2 separate regions of the Homo sapiens genome follow, and region 2 is linked to region 1. A link is a contact called in ENCODE Hi-C or POLR2A ChIA-PET data. All regions are on one chromosome and are shown on one strand. The core of a region is the stretch at or near the end of the contact, and the rest is flanking DNA. Distances in the headings are between cores, read along the strand shown. Region 1 overlaps PXDC1 (PX domain containing 1). Region 2 overlaps SLC22A23 (solute carrier family 22 member 23).

Evidence for each region. Hi-C counts contacts between places; a loop is a spot of excess contacts on that map. ChIA-PET counts read pairs that join two places held with the same protein, here RNA polymerase II (POLR2A). Pooled maps may share reads with other maps.
Region 2: a loop to region 1 is called in a pooled map, with 3 times the contacts of the local background. The contact joins two enhancer-like sites. A Hi-C loop is called at or near these places in 2 of 50 pooled maps. POLR2A ChIA-PET finds 5 or more read pairs at or near these places in 2 of 52 experiments (BJ and OCI-LY7).

What each region holds. Positions count from the first base shown.
Region 1 is chr6:3,730,746-3,735,066 of GRCh38, forward strand. All of the region lies in intron 3 of PXDC1 (PX domain containing 1), which reads right to left. Among named protein-coding and RNA genes, the nearest start is that of PXDC1, 19 kb to the right of the region's middle. RefSeq lists a silencer at 1,610-1,904. Within about 2 kb of position 1,935, at least 3 of the 41 ENCODE cell types and tissues checked have a DNase peak (open chromatin) inside an H3K27ac peak, as active enhancers do.
Region 2 is chr6:3,335,144-3,339,464 of GRCh38, forward strand. The region is part of intron 3 of SLC22A23 (solute carrier family 22 member 23); the gene reads right to left. Among named protein-coding and RNA genes, the nearest start is that of PSMG4, 78 kb to the left of the region's middle. Within about 2 kb of position 2,213, at least 3 of the 41 ENCODE cell types and tissues checked have a DNase peak (open chromatin) inside an H3K27ac peak, as active enhancers do.

The DNA.
Region 1 (4,321 bases), core at 685-3,184:
GACCAGGGAGCCTGACTTGTAACAAAATCCACTGATAACTTGCCATGTGCCTTCGGCCAGAGCACTAGCAAGCATGGCGTGTCTCAGTGTGGAATGCTGGCTCCTCAGGAGGCACGAGCAGGTAGGAAAGCATGCAGACTGCAGCTGGGGAAGGCTCTGCTACTTATGCCTGGAGAGCAGGTTACTTCTTGCTCAGTTTCTTCATCTGTACAATGGAAATAAAGGTATCCATTCCAAAGGCCATTGTGCAGACTAACTTGAGATGATGTATGTAAAGAATCTAGCAAATACTGAGGGCTCAATAAAGAGTCCTGAGTGATCTATCATGATCATTCAGTGCCCTTTTATTAATTGCCTAACTGGGCTACCCCTATTTAGTAAAAATAAGGTTGACATTATACAGAAGCCAGATTAATGAAAAACAGTGTTCTATTTCCAGGCCCCCTAAACCTAAATAATCAGATTTTGTGGCTGAAATTGATGAGTCCAAACAGCCGTATCAAGGCTGAGGTCCGCATTTCCTCACAGCTATTATGATCATTGTTAGTAATGTCCTCAGATCTGTTATGATGTAAATAAAAAAGAACGGAAGAAAATGCTGTCATTCAAGAAAAATTATAGCATCTGAGCCTCTCTTCAAACATACAGTGTGAATGTCTTAGAAGTCAGCTTAGTATCTATAGCAAGAATCTTTGACCAATGTAGCCATTTTAATCACATACATGACTGATTCCATGAAATAGTTGACTTTCAAGCTATTTTTTTACACTCATATTTTTCCAAATGAAAGCAGCCCTGCTCTTCCATGGAAACTGACATTGGCACAATTCTGTTAACTAAATGAAAGACCTCCTTCACTTGAATTTCAACAGTCTTTCCACCAACGTTCCTCTTTTCCGTGGGGGCCCCAATCCAGGATCTCTTGCTGCAATGAGTTGCTCTGTCTTGGTCTTCTGCGACCTCTGACAGTTCCTCCATCGTTCCTTGTCCCTCATGACCGTAGCACTCTTAGAGAGGACTGAGCTATTTTAGCAAATGTCCCTCGATTTGGGTTTGTTGGCAGTTTCAGAGTGATTCGATTGAGGTGATGCATTTTTGGCAGGAACCCTACACAGTGACGCTGCATGAGACCTGGAGTGGCATATGGGGGTGGGGCTGAGGCTGACAGGTCCTGCTGCTGCTGAGGCTGCTGTGGAGTGCCTGGTGAGGAGGCTTCTGCCAGCTGTTTCCACAGCGAAGTTACCACCTTTCCCTTTGTAGTTAATTGAAGGAGGATGCCTTGCAGCTATGCAAATCCTGTTTCTCCTCAGTTTCACTCACAAATCTTTGCATCTATCAATCAATGGATCTTTTTTGCAACAATTACCAATGTGTCTGTTTGCCTGATGGCAATTTTTCTGTTTTTTAGATGCAGCTATGTTTTCATAGCCCCACAAACGTCACAACCCCTCACTTCAATAACTCTATTCCTTTTCTCAGCAGACACGCGGTCTCAGCCGTGAAAGCATTCATACTCTAGCCTTCCTCCCTTTCACCTCCTCTCTCCCACTGTATTTCCCATGTACTCCAGCAACGGAACAAAACCCAAAGCAGTGCCCTTGTATTAACTGGCTAGCTGGGCTACCCCTACATAGTGAAACTAAGGTTGAGATTGGCCAGAAGCCAGATTAATGAAAAATAAAATTGTGATTCATTTCCAGGCCTCTTAAACCTGAATGGTCAGATTTTGTGGCTGAGATTGATGAGTCCAAGTTGCCAGATCGAAGCTGAGGTTTGCATTTCCTTTTACATTGCACAGCTGCAGCCATGAGGCAGAACGCTCTAAATTCTTGCTTTCTTACATTTGATAAGCATTGGGACAAAGAATGATTAAGGCTGTACTGGTTGGAAGCACTGCCAAGGGATGCAGTCCATCCTGACTGTCCTCACCGTGGCCCCAGGATGTGGAAACAGTCGCCGCGCCTGCTAGCGCCGGGCGCCATCTAGTGGAGCTCCTGACAACTAAACGATCCTAGAAAAGCCAAGGTACTCAGCACCTGCAGGTCCCCATCCCCAGCCTACATCATGAGAGCAGAGACAGTCAGTGCCTGTTCCCCATGGCACCACCTCCCTACACGTATGTCAGTGGCATAAGAAATGGAGGAGGAGGGTGGATGTGGGCTCTCGGCCGGGAATGAATGGAATTAACCAGGACAGCAGTGGACAGGCAGGTTTGCACGAAGGACCCTGCAGGGCCACAGTCCATGCAACGGCTGGCCAGTCCCCTGCAGGAGGCTGAGGCTCTGGAGTGGAGGTGACAACATCAAAAGGCTAGCGTGGGCTAGGCTCTGAATGCCCAGAATGACCAAGAACTTGGGCTTGATGGTGAGAGTGAGCTTTTAAGACAGTTAATAAGCCTCAGAGGTCAGAGCTTTGGGATGACTGGCTCAGTCCTCGGGTTCATATCCTGGAGAAAGGGGGACGCATGAGAGAAAGCCGTGTGGACAGTCTCAGGTGATGCCAGGACTCTCTGGACCCCGCGCCTCAGCCTGGGGAGCCACAGATCCAGAAACATGCCAAATATGGGACCAAGACTGAGAACATGGTGTGCCTATGTGTGAGCCATTTTCTCAAAGGGATGTTGGGGCTATTTATTGTCAATAGTAATTTCATTAAAAAACACTCCTGAAGGGAGGTATCTGCCATGGTGTGCGTGGGTGTACCGCCTCGCCACCGGCAGGCACAACTGCTCTAGATTAAGAAGCTCCCTTAGACACAGTGAGGGGCGAGCTAGACCGGGAACAGAGATCGGAAGGTCTGGGGGGTTCAGAGAAAGAAAACCAGACTCGGTGACCGGCAGAGAAGAGGAAGAGGAGGAAACACTCAGAGCACTTGAGACCCTCGGCTCTGCAAGGCTGCAAGAGGCCATACCGCCTGCCGCCTCCTGCAGCAACACCTCCGGGCCCCCAGACTTTGCACTGAGACTGTTAGCCACTGGCTGGTGCAGACTCCATGGTTACGCAGCCCCAGATGTTAGAACGTGTTCTGTGCTGAGCCAAAGTCGCCCACAGTTACTTCTACCCACAGGCCTAGTGCCAGCCCCCACCTGACCCCTTCCCATGGCAGCCCGCCAACATCTGAAGGTGGCATCCCCTTCCTCCTAGCTGCTCTTCCACATTTCCTCCCATTCTTCTGACCCCTGCCCACCAGACACTCTTCTCTGGATGTAATAATTCATCTTGCTGCATCCCGGGGACAGTCTTGACTTGCATAAGGAGGCCAGGACCCCTGCCTTCCTAGACCTGGACACTGCACCCCCATCACACACGGAAGGCCACAGACAGCCGTGGCTGAAACCTGTCCTCAGCCCTTGCAAAAAGGCAAAGAAAACATACTTTCAATGGCAACATGAGACTCTACGTTTCTCCCTGTTAAATTTCGTCTCACTATGCTCGCCCCTTAGGGTCCACGTGGGCCATGTGTTCATACACATCGCTGATAGAGACGGGAGGCCAGGGCAGGCTGAAGCATGTGCCGGGCACTGTGCCTCAGGAGCTTCTCCATCAGAGGTGGCTCCAGGCCTCTAATCTATCCCTCTCACTCGGGGGCCAGCACCTCCCATAAGGCAAGGCACTAAGAGGACTCTGCTGCTCCTTGATCTCTGGGTTGCCCAAACAGAGCAAAACAAACCAAAACAGAGACACTGGTGCTAGGACTCTCCCCACTCAGACTAAAGAACCAGGCTTCCCCATGCTCTGCACTACAAAATGCAAAACCCAGAGCAATAGACAATTAGGACTCCAGAGCCCTCTGTGAGCCCTCTGAGATGAGGATCCATAGACACCCAGCCAGGAAAAAGGACCCAGTCATCCTCACTCTCCCATAAAGGTTCTGGAGACCCAGTGCCAGCTAAAAAGGGGCTCCTGTACTCACTGCTCTTGTCTAAAGGCACATAGGAAGGTATCTTAGGGAGATATCAAAAGCAGCATACCACCCAAAGTGATCTACAAATTCATCGCAATCCCCATCAAAATACAAATGACATTCTTCACAGGAATAGAAAAAAAAATCAATCCTAGGCCGGGCGCAGTGGCTAATACCTATAATCCCAGCACTTTGGGAGGCTAAGGCAGATGGATTGCTTGAGCTCAGGAGTTTCAGACCAGCTTGGGAAACATGGCAAAACCTCATCTCTACAAAAAATACAAAAACTAGCCTGGCATGATGGGATACGCCTGTAGTCCCAGCTACTTGGGAGGCTGAGGCAGGAGGATCACTTGAGCTGTAACTGCACCACCGCACTCCAGCCTGGGCAACAGAGGGAGACCCTGTCTCAAAACAA
Region 2 (4,321 bases), core at 963-3,462, 400 kb before region 1:
GGTCAGATCAGGCCATCAACTGGAAAGGGGTTTTCAAGAAACAGGTCTGTGATTGAGGAAAATACTAGCAGGTGGGAGCAGTAAGAGGTCTTCCTCTAAACCCAAGCAAAACGGTGCATTCTCAGCAGCGGCGGAGGCTCCGAGGCCTTCTAACACCCCATGCCATCTTGCTCTGGTGCCATCTTGTTCTTGGGCCATCTTGTTTTTGACAGAGCTTGTCTCACACAGTGTCTGCCTTTGAATTTCCTGCCCACGTGGACAGGGCCATGAGGACTCTAACACTACAGAATGCTAGTTCTCAGCCAAGTCCTGCACAGGGAATTTAGTGACAGCATCCTCCCTGAGTCTCAGCCATCTCTGGGGTGAATTCCTCTCGCCCCATGTATCAGGTGGGGACAAGGCCTCAGTGAGCAGGGCTCTCACATACCCCACAGGTGACTCGACAGGTCACACTGCGTGTATCACATGCATGCCCTGCTGCATGCACAGCTTGGACTGGCAAATAGATGCTAAGCTGGGGGCTCTTCTTTCCTGGGGGCTCCATCTCTCCCTCCAGTTCTATAGATTGGTGCCATTATTTTTAATGGCAAAAACCGTAATTACTTTTGCACCAACCTAATAAGATATCTGAGTTTATAAATGAGCTGACTGAAATCTGGACTCAGGCCAGGTGTGGTGGCTCACGCCTGTAATTCTAGCACTTTGGGAGGCCGAGGCGGGCGGATCAAGAGGTTAGGAGATCGAGGCCATCCTGGCTAATACGGTGAAATCCCGTCTCTACTAAAAATACAAAAAATTAGCCGGGCGCGGTGGCGGGCGCCTGTAGTCCCAGTTACTCGGGAGGCTGAGGCAGGAGAATGGCGTGAACCCAGGAGGTGGAGCTTGCAGTGAGCCGAGATGGCGCCACTGCTCTCCGGCCTGGGCGAAAGAGCGAGACTCCATCTCAAAAAAAAAAAAAGAGAGAAATCTGGACTCTTCTCCTAGGAGTGCCTGCTGGAAGTTGTAGAAAATGCACACACACAGATTTGCACCTCACCTAACTCAGCAGTTAAGCAAATGTTTCCCAAGAAGGTGGGAGGCTGCGAGTCAGAATGTGTGTGTGATCATCCACTTGGGTGGCGGGAAGGAGGAGACAGCACCTCCATGCCACGCCCACATTGTTCTCACCTGGACTGCCATAGTCGCCTGTGACCAGGGCTTTTGCTACCAAAGAGTTCTTCCCTTTAATCCATCTGACATCCTGCTGGCAGGTTACTGCCCCTAAAGCCCAGCTCTGTTCTATTTCAATACTGCTAAAAATGCTACGTCAGTCCAAATTCTGAGCCCACCAACCATGGTCCTCCATGATTTCGTCCCAGGCCTATTCCCCTTCTCACAGGCTGCTCTTCTCACATAACTCAATGTTCCTGGCAAGCCAGGTGGCTGCAAGCCCTACACTGCCACAGCAGCGAGCTCCTTGAAAAGGAAAACCACTCTGTCACCTGTGTCCTTCCTAACGTCTAGCATTGTATTCAGCACTTACCAGAGGCTCAACACGCCCTGAATCAGACCACAGAAATCAGACCACAGAAATCAGGCACAACTTCCATGTGGAAATTTATTACCCAATGTGTTCAGCTAAGAAATTGAGTAAATTAAGAAATAACTGTAGTAGGCTTTTTTTTTTTTTTTTTGACAAGGTCTCCCTCTTTTACCTAGGCTGGAGTGCACTGGTGTGATCACAGTTCACTGCAGCCTTGACCTCCTGGGCTCCAGTGGTCCTCCCACTTCAGCCTCCCACTTCAGCGTCCCTATAGCTGAGACTACAGGCACATGCCACCATGCCTGGCTGATTTTTAAAATTTATAGTAGACAAGGTCTTGCTACATTGCCCAGGCTGGTCTTGAACTCCTGAGCTCAAACAATCTTCCTACCTCAGCCTCCCAAAGTGCTGGAATTACAGGTGTGAGCCACCACTCCTGGCAGACTAGCTTTATTAAGCATATTTACACAAGGGCATGAGCATCCGTCATGAATGTAGCCTCTGAGGGCTCTGCGCTAAACACAAATGCAGAGTTCCTCAGGGCTGCTTCAACCACAGGAGAGCCAGGAGGCCTGTTTGTTGGAGCAAATCGCCAGCCCACCCCACACAGTTGCACTCAGTGACTATGTGTGCCTAAGGCGGAGGTGCCATTTACAGAGCTGCCAGTGGTGCTGCTGGGGAGAGTGGTGAGTATTCAGGGAGGCCTTGTAGGTGCCAGGTACTGGGCACAGTGCCTTTTATCATCTGCACAACAAGCTCTGTGTTAAGTGTTACAATTCCCTTTTTTTTTTTTTTTTTAAATCCTGCCTTGTCCTGCCCCCAGTGTTAACATTCTTATTTGAAGCTTGGGAAAAACTAATTCATTGACTCCCATAAACGCAGTTAGCAAAAGGAAGAGCTAGATTTCAAGCCCAGGCTCCTGCAGAGCCCTGGTGGGAAGGTAACAAGAGGCAACAGGGCAAGGACCCGGGCAAGTCTTTCCTGTGTACCATGTGCTCGGGCCCCACCGAGGGCAAGGACAGCCTGGTGTGGCGACAGGCTCGCAGAGGCCACAGGCTGGGCTCGGCCTTGGTGATCCACGAGGACTCCCTCAGATCCTGGGTTTTCCAATTCGTGAAAGGAATGTGGAACAAGATCAGGAAGTTGTGAAGGGGCTCAGAGTATGTCATCTTGAAATATGCAAATATGCTACTTTCGCATAAGGATTATTTTGAGTTGAAGGCAATTGGAGAAAGAGCAGATGCAGGAAAAGCTCTCTACCCACCTTTCTGCTTAGAGGCAGGGCACAAATTTCCCTTTGTGAAGTTGTCACCCCCAGACTCCCTCCCTTCTCCCACAGGAGCAAGAGGAAGTGAGATGACTCACCACTGGGGACACTACCGACTTGAATCTGCATAAACAAACCTCACGAAATAGCCCCGTCTTCCATCAGTTTCCCCCATATATTTACCGTCCCACAATTTACTGCTCCTAGAAGCCCGAAGCCTTTTCCTTTGTCTTGTCATTTCTCAAATCATGTATTGCTTTCTGTTAAAATGGTATAGAAGCTCTTAGGCTTAACCATTTCCTTGGGCTTTCATTTCTTCTGTGAGATTCCCCTGTACATGTAAAAATTAAAATATTGACATCAAGTGCAAGTATGGCCTTTTCTCCTGTTAATCTGCCTTTATTTCTTATTTTTTGAGACGGAGTCTCACTCTGTTGCCCAGGCTGGAGTGCAGTGGTATGATCTTCGCTCACTGCAACCTCCGCCTCCCGGGTTCAAGTGATTCTCCTGCCTCATCCTCCTTAGCTGGGACTACAGGCGCATGCCGCCATGCCCAGCTAATTTTTGTGTTTTTAGGAGACAGGGTTTCACCATGTTGGCCGGGCTGGTCTTGAACTCCTGCCCGCCTTGGCCTCCCAAAGTGCTGGGATTACAGGCGTGAGCCACTGTGCCTGGCCTTAATCTGTCTTTAGTCAGTTTTATTGGCAGGGTCCCAGGTTCTAAACCTAAAAGGGTAGAGGAAAACATTTTTTCTTCCCTTTTAGTTGCATCCTTAAAGTTTTACCACTTCATAATTATGTGATAATGTTTGTAATAAAGAGAACAATGCTATTAGAGATTTAAAAGCCTATACAGAATTAAACGTGGCAGCACTGAGTTTAATTATGTAAGATGATGTCACCTTTGGGGTTTCTTGCTCTTGTCTGAGAACATTAGCTCCTTCTAGTCTAGAACCACTATTCCATCAACACTGACCAGATGGGGAACATGGAGCAAGAGAGGTCCAAAGGAGGTACCCAGGAAGCCCCAACGGAGAAAGTAACCCCAAGACTGAAGCCTGAGCAATTTGGTGGAGGTGCCAGATGAAGAGAGGATGTGTGTGTGGAGAGCACAGAGCTGCAGAGGGAAGAGCAGGGTCGAGGGGAGGGAGGAGCCAGTCATTTCTTAAGTGATGCAATAGCTCTGTGGCTATTATTGCCATTGCAGCTGAAATCCATGTCAGCCTCCTACCAATCAGGATTTCGTATCCTTTAAAACTCCTCTTCCAACTTTAATAAAAATTAAAACAGTGTGCTTTCCCCCACCCCCAATCTGATAATCCACCACCAGGCACACAGGCCTTAGATGAAGACAGATGGTGATCTGTCTTCAAAGACTTTGTCAAGCTTTGTTACAAAGCTTTTTGTTTTCTGTTCATTCCCCAGGTGCAGCTGAGTTCCCAAGCCCTGGTCCTGTCCCTCCTGGGGTGACAGCCTCCACTTTCCAATTCATAATGTCAGAGGCATGTGAGCCAGAACAACTCCATCTTAAAC